Linked DNA regions of Mus musculus: region 2 is linked to region 1. A link is a contact called in ENCODE Hi-C or POLR2A ChIA-PET data. All regions are on one chromosome and are shown on one strand. The core of a region is the stretch at or near the end of the contact, and the rest is flanking DNA. Distances in the headings are between cores, read along the strand shown.

Region 1 (6,321 bases), core at 1,674-4,173:
GCAGAGGATCCATTAAGCAAACAGGCAAGCGACTTTGCATGTGCCAAGTGCAGGACTGGGCAAGCCCAGGGAAGCAAGCCAGACGGACACCTATCCCACTGGGGTGTATGAGGGAAGACTCCCTGAAGAGGTGAGGTGAGCTCTGAGCTGAGCTGTGAAAAGAGTAGGAGGTGGTCAAAGCTGGAGCAGGTTCTGGAGGAGCCGAATATGCCTGGGCCTGGGGGGCGTGTCCCAGGGGCGTGTCCGGGGGGAGTGTCCCTGTGTCCATGAAGATGGTCTCAGGTGAGTATCGGAATGGGTAATGGTGTGTGTGCAGGAGGGAAGAGGGAAGAGTGGGAGCGGCTATGGACCCTGTAGGTTCAGGGATGAGCTGGGTCAGAAGAGGGAGAAGCGGGGTCTGCAGAGGCTGCGTGCTTGAGAGACTAAGGGGGCCCCTGGGAATAGTCATCCAAAGGAGGAGGTAGATTCCAGCAGACAGCTTTAGTACTACGTGTGGCATTCTAGACTTCTGGACCTCCTACAATGATGATGAGTCTCCTCGTCCTCCTCCTGGCCTTGAACTAGCTATGTAACTGAGGATGGACCTCATCTCCTGATACTCTTACCCCCATCCCCAAGTGCTGAGATTACAGCCATGTACCTGGAGTTGATGCTGGAGATCACACCTAGGGCTATGCAAATACTCTAGCAACTGAGTAGAGTATTTCATTAACTCTGGGTCTACATCACTAACTCTAACCAGCCCCAGGTCCTCTGCAAGAGCAGCAAGTGCTGTTAATTGATGAGCCACTTCTCAGTGCCCACCCACAACTAACGTTAAAAAAAACATTATTATGTATGTGGTGTGTGTGTGTGTGTTTGCAGCTGTGCATGTGTGCATGAGAGGAGGCAAGAGGACAGTTCTGGGGAATTGCTTCTCCTTCACCATGGGGCTGGGGGATTGTACTCAGTCCTTCAGGTTTGTACAGCAAGTGTTTTATCCACCAAGTCATCTTGCCAGTCCACAGATTTTGAGCACTTAAAATGTGCTGAGGAGCTGGGCGGTGGCACTGCACGACTTTAATCTCATCCCTCAGGAAGCAGAGGCCAGTCTGGTCTATAGGGCGCATAGTGCCAGTGCTCTAGCTTCTGATGACATTAGCTAACGGCTGATGGTGAATGTGAACGTGAATGCAATCCCCAGGGAGGGTTAGAAGCAAGGAAGGTGGCAGATAGATGACATTCAAGGGAAGAAAAACCCTAAGGAGACCTTGAGGGTAGGAGGCCAAGAGAGGTGGTCTCCTGGACGCTCAGGTGGGGAAAGGAAGAACAGCGAAGTGTCCAGTGTTGCTGAGAGCTCCTGCAAGGAAGACTGGAAATGTTCGCTGGGTGTGGCAGCCAGAAAGGCAGAGGTGACCCAGGAAGACGGGATTACAGTTGGCGAGGGCTGAATAGGTGAGGAATGAGCAGAAGAGCGGGCAAGTCAGAGGAGGAAACAAAAGTGGAGGTAAAGAAATTTCTTGTGCATCTTGTCTCCAGGCGAAGGGGTATTACTGAGAGTAAAGATTTCAGAGCCTGTGGGACAGTGACCAGCCTGAAGGAAGTGAGGAGAGCCCAGATTCCCAGTGCAGCTGAGTCCTGGCTGAGGAGAGCAGGCGTGCCTGTCTCTCTGAAAAAGAGATGCTGGACGAGATGTCAGTGAAGCTTTGGGGTAGCTCAGAGGAGGGGTTATTGTCGGCTGAACAGCTAGGGAAGGCTGCTCACAGCTGACTCCTGCTATGATGGCTTGCTTGGGTTTGGATGGAAGCAAGAATCGGGGCAGGCAGGTGTGACAAGCAATCTGAGGACTTGGCAAGAGTCCAGGGCCCTTGCAGGTAACAAAGAGGGTTCAGCTGGCTGAGACTGAGGCACCTGAGAGAGAACAGCAGGACAGATGAAGCCAGTGGATGCAGCCTCGTGTGGGTGGTGGTATGGCTGGGGTTGCTGGCATCCAGTGATGTATTTGGCTCAAATCCCAGCTCCGAGCAGTTTATGTGCTGTGACATTAAAGAAGTTACTTACCATGACTACAACTCCTCATCTGTGAAATGGTGATAACCCCGATAGGGTTATTGAAGGAGGAACAGATAAGATAATGTGCACAAAAAGCTTAGTGTACTGCCTGCCTGCTGGTTAAATGGAAACCCATGGGAGGTGTGTTTTAAGGGACAACAGCTGGGTCACAAGATGTGAAGAGGATAGAGCTAGGAACGGCCTGCACAGGACCTTGAACACAGCAGCTACGGACCACCGTTCCGTCTCTGCTAATGTTGTAACCCTCGAAATTACTGATACTACTAGAGAAACTTCAGTGTCGTGTACAGTTTGTCTCTGCGTTCTCACGGCAAGCACTATAGCAGACAGCTGGTTTCTGTGCTGCTGTGTCTTCCTGCAGCAAGCCAGGGGCTCTCTCACCGTTAAAATGGCACTACCCATAGGCACCTGACATACAAGATGTGTTTTCTGTCTTCCCTAGGTTCTCAGAGCTTCTATCCACATTTTCTTTCTTTTTTTTTATCCTTCTCCATCCCTGCCCCCACACGCCCCACTTTTTTTTTTTTTTTTTTTTTTTTTTTTGAGCCAGAAGCTCCCATAGCCAAGACTGGCCTTGAACTTGCAATACTCCAGCCTCAGAAACCAAAAGGCTGTGGTTACAAGTGTGTCACCACGCTAGACTCTCTAACTGTCCTTGCTGTAATGTTCCGGAGCTAGGCTGGCTCCCAGGTCCTAGGACTCCCGGGCATTAAACGAGTCATCTCTTGGGTGGCAGGAACAGAGTTAACCAGAAATTAGCCAAGGAGGGAAGAGTGCGCAGGCGCAGTATCAACGCGCTTGCTCACCTGCGCTTGGGTGGGAGGAGCTAAGCCCGGAGGCCGGACCCAAGGCGGGACGGGCGCGGTGACGTCACGGGCGCGCCACCGCAGAGTGAGTCGCGTCCCGGAAGCGACGGCGGTGGAGGGGCAGACGGTTCCCGGGTGGACCTGCGACTTCGGAGCGTCGGTGGGAGGTGGCGTGGCGTGGCGTGGGGTGGGGCGGGCCTGGCCTGAGGGACCGCTCCGGGGCTTGGTGGCCCTTCTGTCCCCCTGGCCGTTCCTGTCTCTTCCTTTCCTGGGACAGCGTCCGGGTAGGTGACGACCGTGACGCCCCAGCCTCACTGTATTTATTTACGGAGCCTGGCCCTCCGGCCCTCCCACCGCGTGTGGGTCGCCACCTGCAGGCACAGCGACCTTAGGCGTGTCCTGCCCTGCGCGGCCTCAGACAGGCTGGTGGTCTGGGCCTCTGTCGGCACTGACCTGCTAAGCCTGTCTCGCGCTTGCTTGGGTTCCCTTTCTCCCTAGCTCGTCCTGTCGAGAGTTTGGGGTCCAGTCGACCCCTTTCCAAGTGATGAATGGGAGCCAGGGTTAAGAGCGTGATAAGAGTGTTGTTAGGAGAAATTCATGAACCTCTGGGAGCCCTGGTAAGGGTCTCCCAGTGTACACTGGCGCGTTCATAAAGACTTCCCAGGACAAGATGGTCCCCCTTACCCTGACACCTGAAGGAGGAGCTAAAGATAGGAGAAAGATGTCACAGGACATCTTTTCTCTTGGCATTACCTACTGCCTTCTTTCAACAACCTGGTTATTAATGGTTTATATGCTCTTGAAAGGTCTGTGAGGGAAAGGAGCGTTGGAGGGGCTCATGAAGAGTGATAGGCTTTATAGCGAAGACATCCCCTTCACCCTGCTACTTCCTACTTCAGTAGGAATAAAATTTCTTGCAGTGTGAGATGGGTATTCGCGTTCACCTCTCACAGTTAACCTTAGGAACCACACGAACTGTAATGCAAGGGGGAAATGTGTTGTAGTCTGGAAGTGCATCGTGAGTGTAGGGATTTACGATTACAGAATGCAGACTTCGGATCGGGACCTGAGTGGGCCGGAGGCGAGCCCCAGCGGGATGCCTGAGGTTCTCTCTGAGTGTCCACCTGCCCCTACCAAGTCAGCAGCGTTTGATCTCTTCAACCTGGTCCTGTCCTACAAGAGGCTGGAGATCTACCTGGAACCCCTGAAGGATGCAGGGGACGGTGTTCGATACTTGCTAAGGTACAGACTTTAGGGTTCCTTTGTTCTTCCTCTGGGCTCTCCTGTCTCCCTGGTCTTTAGCAGTTCTGGCCAGCTAGGCAGTAGTTGGGCTATCCTTTCTGCTCTAGCGATGACTAGTTCTGGGGAGACTTGTGTGACCTTTAGGTGTATTCAGGTCTACTTGTGTTCCAGCGCTATGCAGGGAAGGTGGGAACTGAGAACCACTTGGTCTTCATCAGGACTGTAGTTGGATAAGCTCCTCTTAGGGACTGCTGGAAAGACACTGGCCTAGTATAGCTTAGAGCAGATGTAGGGATTTTTTTTCCCTTTTCTCTCTGAATATTAATGTAATTAATATTAAAATCTTGATTTTTATTCTTTTGTATGCATGTGGCGTTGTGTGCAGGTCAGAGGGCAGCTTTTGGGAGTTAGCTCTCCTTCCAGGGTGGATTCTAGGGACAGACACAGGCTTGGCAGCAAGCACTTTACTGGCTAAGCTATTTTGTTGTTGTTGTTGTTTTTGTTTTCGAGACAGGGTTTCTCTGTGTGACCCTGGCTGTCCTGGAACTCACTCTGTAGACCAGGCTGGCCTCAAACTTAGAAATCCTCCTGCCTCTGCCTCCCAAGCGCTGGAATTAAAGGCGTGCGCCACCACTGCCCAGCTGGCTAAGCTATCTTACCATCAAGTTATAATTTTAAACAAACTCAACTACAAATACCTTTGAAAAAACGAGATGCCATTTTCACTGTTACTTGGGATTATGGTTTTCAATTTTTTTCTATTTTTGCTTCATTTTTTTAATCCTCAGTAATTTTCTTCCAGCTTCCTTTCCTTTCTTTTTGTTGTTGAGATAGTGTTTCATTGTATATATCACAGGCTAGTCTGAAACTCATAGTGCAGGCTGCTCTCAGACTTCCAAGCATTCTGTTGCAGACTTACAAGTACTGGGACCAACTTGCTTTAAAAAATGTTTTTGTTTTTGTTTTTTGAGCCATGGTCTTATTATATTCCTGACTGGCCTGGAACTCATAGAGGTCTGTCTGCCACTATCTGGAGTGCTGTGATTAAGGGCATGCGCCACTATGCCTAGCCTGTCTTGTTTACATTAAAATGTTTGTTTTTTCCTTAAGTGATTTATCTTTGTTTTAGATTTTATGTGTACGGCTGTGTTGTCTGTATATATTTATATGCACCGTATGTTTGTTTGGTGTCCTTAGAGGCCAGGAGAGGTTGTCAGATCACCCAGAACTGGAGTTACAGATAGTTGTGAGCCTCTGTGGGGGTGCTAGGAACTCAGCCTGCGTCTTAACTAATGAACCATCTCTTCAACTCCTGCCTTGATTTATGTTAAAAAGTATTTTATCTGGGAATATGCCTATAATCCCAGAATTTAGGAGGTAGAGATAAGAGCATCAGAAGTTCACAAAGTAGCTTTAGCTTCATAGCAAGTTTGGGGCCAGCCTGAGCTATCTAACACCTTGACTCAAAAAAAAAAAAAAAACAAAACAAACAACCCCCCCCCCAAAAAAAAAGAACAAAACAAAAAGCCTAAATTGCAAATAAATGGCTTTACACTTCTGATTACTTAAATTTATGGTTTTTTGTTGTTGTTGTTGTTGTTCTTTTTGATTTTTTGTTTTTCCGAGACAGGGTTTCTCTGTGTAGTCCTGGCTGTCCTGGAACTCACTCTGTAGACCAGGCTGTCCTTGAACTCAGAAATCCACCTGCCTCTGCCTCCCGAGTGCTGGGATCAAAGGCGTGCGCCACCACGTCCGGCAGCTTATGTTTTTTTTAATAAAGGCCTTTGATATTATCAAAATAATGTTATACTGAATTAAAAGTAATTTTTTGATATCTTTCTCTGGTGAGTTCCCACTTTTCTATTTTTTTCCAAGGATGTCATGGGCACTTGTTTTGCACCTCCTGTCAGGTTCCTATCTGGCACTGCATTTCATGTGGTTTTTATCTCCTATAAATCTTTTTCAAACTATCCCAGGCTCTTGTTTAATGTACTGGCTTGCTGAAGTGACTGGGCTCACTGTCCTACAGAATTTCCTTCTGAGAATGGTCTGCTTAGCTGTGTATAGCTCTTTAACTGGAAAGTTAGACTAAAAACTGGACTTCATTCAAGCTAAAGACTTTCTTTTCCAAAGGAAGTATTGTGTCCTGAATGTGGCATGACTCCCAAGAATCACATAAAATTTGTGTCCAAAGCAGAAGAGGGGAGAGTTGTGTATGTGT
Region 2 (6,152 bases), core at 2,546-5,045, 610 kb after region 1:
GTGTGATCCCCATGACAGCAGAAGGAAAAGCAAGGCGTCCTCTGACCGCCACACATGGGCTGTGGCATGTGCACACGGGTGTGCATGCACGCACGTAAACAAAAACTCAACAATAATGAAGACAACAAAACTCCCCAACCAAACCAAACCCCAAGCTAAACCAACTCCGGGAGAAGATCTGCGGAAAACTCCTTGCAATTTTAGGTTAGACAGAGATTTCTTAGCTATGTCGCCGAAAGCCCAACCTGTAATTGCCAAATTGGAAAACTGCGCTATCAGAACTATATACGCGTGCTCTCTGCAGGCACCCTCAAGAGCATGCGCAGACAAGCCGCAATCTGGGAGGAAATATTTGCAACGGAGATCTAATAAAAGACATGTCTGAGCTGTGTAAGAAACTCTAAAAATTCAATAAGGATCACTTGAGAGAACTGATCTAATATAGGGAACAGATACAGCAAAGTAGCACACGAGAGGCCGCCCAGAGTCACTAGTCACTGAAGGATGAAAAATACAACTCGAGATTTTAGCTGACATCTATTAAACTGGCTAAAATAAAAAAGGATGTATATTAAGTATCAACGAGGAACTGGAAAGCGACTGGTGGGGCGTAAAATGGTGGATACCTCTTCTGTGGAGAGTTTGGGGGGTCTCTTAAGAAGTACAGGGACTGGAGAGATGGCTCAGTGGTTAAAAACATTTGCTGTTCTCCCAGAGGATCTGGGTTCTAGTCCCAGTAACCACATGACAACTCACAATTTTTGGTAACTTCAATTCTAAGTGATATAATGCCCCCTTCTGGCCTCAGTGGGCATTGCATGCACATGGTATGTAGATACACTGTTAAGACCTGAGGTTAACCTATAAGGCCACCCACCCCAGGACCAGGTAACTTCCTGGAATGCTGGGAGTTGAAGTTCTCTGAAAATAACTACGCTCTAAGGGAAAATATGGTGGCTGTATGGGTTTCTCCTTATAAGCCCCTGCAACATGTGTCTTAGGGCCACTCAGCTGGGAACTCCAGGGGACAGTCCTGACCAAAGCCCATCCCAGTCAGTATTTAATTAAAGCTTGCTTCAAATTCGGCTCAAAATGGTGGGACTGGTTTTTCTCCTGCAAATCTCAGGATTAACAAACCACGAAAGAAAAACATCCATACGCACAAAACAAAACAACAACAAACACCCACAGAGTCCAAACTCACACAAAGATGTGTATGTTCACAGCCAACATATGTCTATGGTAACCAAAACCTAAAACCAAGTCAAACGTCCACCAAGAAGGAAACGAAGAAACAGATTACAGCCTATAGATATGAGAGAACTGGTTGACTGATAGGCGCTAATTGGGACAGATGAAGACATGGCAAAGAGTCACGCTGAGGTAAAAGAGCCAGCCCAAGCCAACCACAACACAAAATGTACCCACACTGCTGTGTATGATTGTTCTAGATAGGTCTACATAACAGACTCACCGGACAGCAATGGCTCACTGACTCTTAGGGAGAAAAGAAGTGAAAGAGGGGTTAAAGCCTTTGGGGGTGGCAGACAGTTCACTGACTATGATGGAATCACAGATATAGATATATCGGACTATATAATTTAAATGTGAACAGATAACAGTTGGTCTAGTTATACTTAATAGAGTTGTTAAAAATTAATCATTATGGGTACGCCAAGCTTTTCAGATGGAGAACCTGACATCAAGTCTCCCTCTTGTGAGGCTAAAATTTACCCCCTTCCCCAATCACTGGCCCAGACAGTGAGATAGGAAATCACAGTACTCAAGACATCAAAAGGCTGCCCCCTGTTGGCCAGGCACAGGCCCTGCGGACTCCTCCTGCCTGCCTGGAAGAGGCACTGGGACCTCCTGGCCTCGGGTGGCTCTGTGGCTCCTCTACCAACCCCACCTCCACCAGGACGGCCTGTTCTGTAATTACCTCCTCTTCCTCATCCTCTGACTGCTGGAGCTTCAGCCGGAGGCTCTCAGCAAACTCCTCATCTGTCCAGTAGAAGAGGACCTCTGCGCCCTCGGTGGCCACCAACACGCACTTCATCTTCCAGGGAAAAGCGAGGGCAAAGGTCACATCCGTGAGTTCAGCCTGGGTAAGGAGATGGGCTTCAAAACAATGGACACTCACGGAACCCTCGTCTGCATGCCTGCCATCACCCAGTCCTTCTGGGGTTCCTGTCTTTGGTTCCCCCAATGAAGTAGTGACATGGGGGGTGGGGGCAGGGCTGGAGAGGGGGAGGGGGAAGAAATGTACAAAGAGGTGCATGTGGCAGTTCAGTTCGCTCCTCTCATTCTGCTCTTCAAGTGGGTGCTGCCCACCTCTCCACCCTCCATCCTCCAGGAGAGGAGCATGGTTTACCTTGGCAAAGCACACAGCAGGGCTTCTGAGGAGCTAGATACTCTGACCAGGTCAGCAGACAACAGCAGCACAGCATCCTTGGGCCTGCAAATGCTTAAGGCAGAAAAGGCATGAAGGCATTCAGAGGGTCTGGTTTCCACTGCCGCCTGTTCCTGAGAGTGGACAACCTGGACACGGGCTGAGAAGTCACAGGTTCCCCCATTTTAAGGACCACAAGCTAGAAGGTGTCCTTTATGTGGAGCAAGCGTTGATGACACATTAGCTCCTACCTCCTCTGCAACTGGACAGTTTATATTTGGGTCACTCATTCACACACAGGTGGGGTCAGCAATCCCACCCTGAGCAGCCCCAGGGAGCGGTGAGCAGGGATGGGTTACTACACAACCCATCGCAAGCTGGCAGGAGGTCCCAGTGAAAAGCTGCATTCGGGTTTGGTTCTGGTTGGGCTTTCCTAAGGTCCCATTCAACTCAGAGATTCAAACTCCTCTTGGGAGGCCAGGGAACAGAGCGCTGTTGCACCTTCCTACCGGGTTACGGGGTTCCTACCAGCCAGGTCGCAACCTCAGCCCAGTAGGCTCATCTTAAGGACAAGAACGGTGGGTAGGTGTTATTCTTATTTCCCGGCTTCAAATAACAAGAGAAATAAGCTGCCTCTGGAATCCTCCCATTTTGATAACAGGCAAGAAGAATCTAAGGCGGAGGAGGAAGGTTTGATCCTGGGGATTTTGAAAGCAATGAAACTCTGAGCCTGGCTGCACCATTCTCGGGCTTGCCTTGATGGTAACTTCCGGTAAGCACCCGCATACTTTTCGGTGGGTATCTGGTTTTACGGTTGCGGCTAACCTCATTTTCTGATCTTTGTTCTCTTTATATTTTGCTCTAAAAGGAGGAAACTTTGAAGAGAAGGGCGATTCTGAGAAAAATCCCCTGCACCCACTTTTACCACCCGGGTCACAGTTCTCTCATTGTCCCTAGCAAACTGTCCCCGTGGCCTCTGTCCCGCCTAACACAGCTCAGTTGGGGGGTGGGTGCGAGGGGTGGGGACTATAGCCTGTGATGCTCCAGCAGGAGCAGCTGGCCTAGGAGGGAGTCTCTCCCTGCGCCGCTTAGCACCGCCTCACTGCGTGGCTCCGCCCAATAGCTGCTTAGCACTCTTTCAACGACACCCAGAAATTCTGACGTACCCTCCCCCTCTCCTCCCGGGGACGAAGGCCTGGCTTGTGACGCCCGCTCCAAAAGGCATGAGACTGATGCGGGTTTCCCCGGGTGCCCGGGCCTCTCCAAACTGGGAGAGCTTGCCGGAGGTGCCCACCGAGGGGCGACCCAGGACTGCGCTTGGTCACCCACGATGCCCACGTACCGGATCCGCGGCTCGCACCGCCCAGCGTGTAGCCAGCCTGCGGCGCGCTTCCGGGTAGGACACGTGACTCAGCCACATGACCGGGGCCTGCTTTGTGGGTTCGAGCCCCGCCCCGTCAGGCATTGCTCACCCTTCAGGCTACTGTGCTTGCTGGTCACCCGCCGCTAGGGAGCCGTGCCACGTTCACCCTGGCATAAGTAGGTATCTCACTGCCTTTAGAGGCACCAGCTGAGCCGGTGACATTTCTAGAGTCTCTTTTGCTTGATTTAGCTAAAGGGATTCCCCACAGATTTACAGAAGGGGCAACTGAGAACCCCGAGGGAACCCCCTTGCTGAAGAAGGAACAAATGGAACCAGAACCCAGGTTTCCTTGCACCTTCACCTGGCCCTTCCCAGCCTTTCGTTTTCTTGCCGAATCTAGTTGTAGGTGAAAGGTACCCTTTTTGTGGGTGCTTTCCCTTACTTACCTCCAGGGGGCGGAACCCGTGTGTCTTAGTCAGGGTTTCTATTCCTGCACAAACATCATGACCAAGAAGCAGTTTGGGGAGGAAAGGGTTTATTCGGCTTACACTTCCATACTGTTGTTCATCACCAAAGGAAGTCAGGACTGGAACTCGAGCAGGTCAGGAAGCAGGAGCTGATGCAGAAGCCATGGAGGGATGTTCTTTACTGGCTTGCTCAGCCTGCTCTCTTATAGAACCCAAGACCACCAGCCCAGAGATGGTCCCACCCACAAGGGGCTTTTCCCCCTTGATCACTAATTGAGGAAATGCCTTACAGCTGGATCTCATGGAGGCATTTCCTCAACTGAAGCTCCTTTCTCTGTGATAACCCCAGCTGTGTCGAGTTGACACAAAACCAGCCAGTACACCATGCAGAAGAGCCCAGCTACCTTTGGGCTCCTTGATTTACAAAGGTTCCCAGTCTGACTGAGGGCTGCATACACATTAGGGCTTTTGTCTTGAACCTGCGAGTGATTGCATACTATCAAGATTTTTATGTGTATTTGGAGGGGCAGAAAGAGTGAAGAAGGCCAATGGAGTCCACAGAAGAGGTTGGGCGCCTACCACAGGTCCTCATTGGGTACCTTGGTGCTTCTGAGAAACTTTGTGTACGACCCAGCATGAGCACTCCGCACCCACTAGGCAGAGGCCAAGAGCCAGTGCTGCGGCCACTCTAGCTACCTAAGGTACAATTAAACAACATCGCAAACGCCTGCGCCTGCGCCTTCGCCACCACCCTGCTCAGCCAGGCTCCACAGTACAGCCACAAGCATCAGTCTCCTGGAGTCCTGAATCTGCCGACACTATCCTGACTTCGGTCGGTCATTTCCCCCTTGTTTCAAACAGTTTGTAAGCCTGAATAACTGTTACCCGTGAACAATTTATAACTAATCTAGTCCATGTTACCTGATGCTAGTGACTTGTGTCTTGCAGATGACTAAAGAATGGCGCCGATCATCTCTTCATGTGGTTTTTCTCTTCATTTGTGTAGCTTTAAAATTTTTTTTGCTTTCAAATAAACATTTATTCATATCTTCTACCCCTTTTATTATTATTATTATTAATCTATTTTTAGCCATTGACTTATTATTGGATTGTAAGATTTCTTTATGTTGTAGATATGTTTTAAGTTAGATATATATTAAAAATACCATTATTTGATCTGTCTCTGTGTGTGTGTGTGTGTGTGTGTGTGTGTGTATGTTTAAGTGTGGCCCATGAGTACATGAGGAGTTTACTACTTTTTGGTCAGGCTAGCTGCCAGCAAACTCTAGAGTTACCTCCTGTCCCGGCCCAGTCATGAACACCTAACCTAAAGTCCTCATTTTATAGATGAGGACTCTGAGGGACGGAGAGTCTGGACAATTTCTCTTCTGAAGTGATCAAAATGGGTCTGGTAGTGCTGCCGTGGCCTGTGGATGTGGCTTAGCTTCTGCACCTTCAGTGGCCCAACTGCCCACCTTGCAGTTTGCTCTGTAACTCATTCCTCTGAACGGAAACTTTCTCTTTTGGTGGGAGGAGGAGCCTCTGAGGCTCGGGCTCACGAGAAAAGCCTTGGAGACTCAGTAGATTATAGGATTCTCGTGGTCCCTCCCCACGGTCATGAAAGCTAGGGAGAGGAGACTCTGGTGGAGCCAGGGAGGCAGCTTTCATGACTTGTCCTCTATGCTGGGTTGGGTATTGTGTGGTGCAGCTGCTCTTGAGTAGCCCGTGCTCCTGGAAGTCACCTCAGTGAATGTGTTCAGTCATTAAGCTAGACCTTGAGGGAGTCATTTTTTTTTTTTCTGGTCTATCGTTGATGCCCTGTCTTGGCGGAGTAGACTTTGCACACATCCTTCCAGGAATGTGGGAAGCCACATGTGCTGTTGCAGAGTGGCGCTGGCTACTGCTGGCCACCACGCATAAGTTTGGACAAACA

Evidence for each region. Hi-C counts contacts between places; a loop is a spot of excess contacts on that map. ChIA-PET counts read pairs that join two places held with the same protein, here RNA polymerase II (POLR2A).
Region 2: a loop to region 1 is called in a map of T-helper 17 cell, with 3 times the contacts of the local background. The contact joins the promoter of Hps1 here to the promoter of Zfyve27 in region 1. A Hi-C loop is called at or near these places in 1 of 37 maps with a recorded cell type or tissue (T-helper 17 cell). POLR2A ChIA-PET finds 5 or more read pairs at or near these places in 1 of 5 experiments (embryonic stem cell).

Annotation. Positions count from the first base shown.
Region 1 is chr19:42,167,644-42,173,964 of GRCm38, forward strand. It overlaps Zfyve27 (zinc finger, FYVE domain containing 27), which reads left to right and starts at 2,924. Exons shown (of 13, transcript NM_177319.3): 1 at 2,924-3,142; 2 at 3,903-4,100. The coding sequence starts at 3,904.
Region 2 is chr19:42,776,183-42,782,334 of GRCm38, forward strand. It overlaps Hps1 (HPS1, biogenesis of lysosomal organelles complex 3 subunit 1), which reads right to left and starts at 3,796. Exons shown (of 20, transcript NM_019424.3): 1 at 3,732-3,796; 2 at 2,372-2,464; 3 at 1,940-2,101. The coding sequence starts at 2,056. It overlaps Gm16244 (a long non-coding RNA gene), which reads left to right and starts at 2,850. Exons shown (of 2, transcript XR_386720.3): 1 at 2,850-3,161; 2 at 3,258-5,392.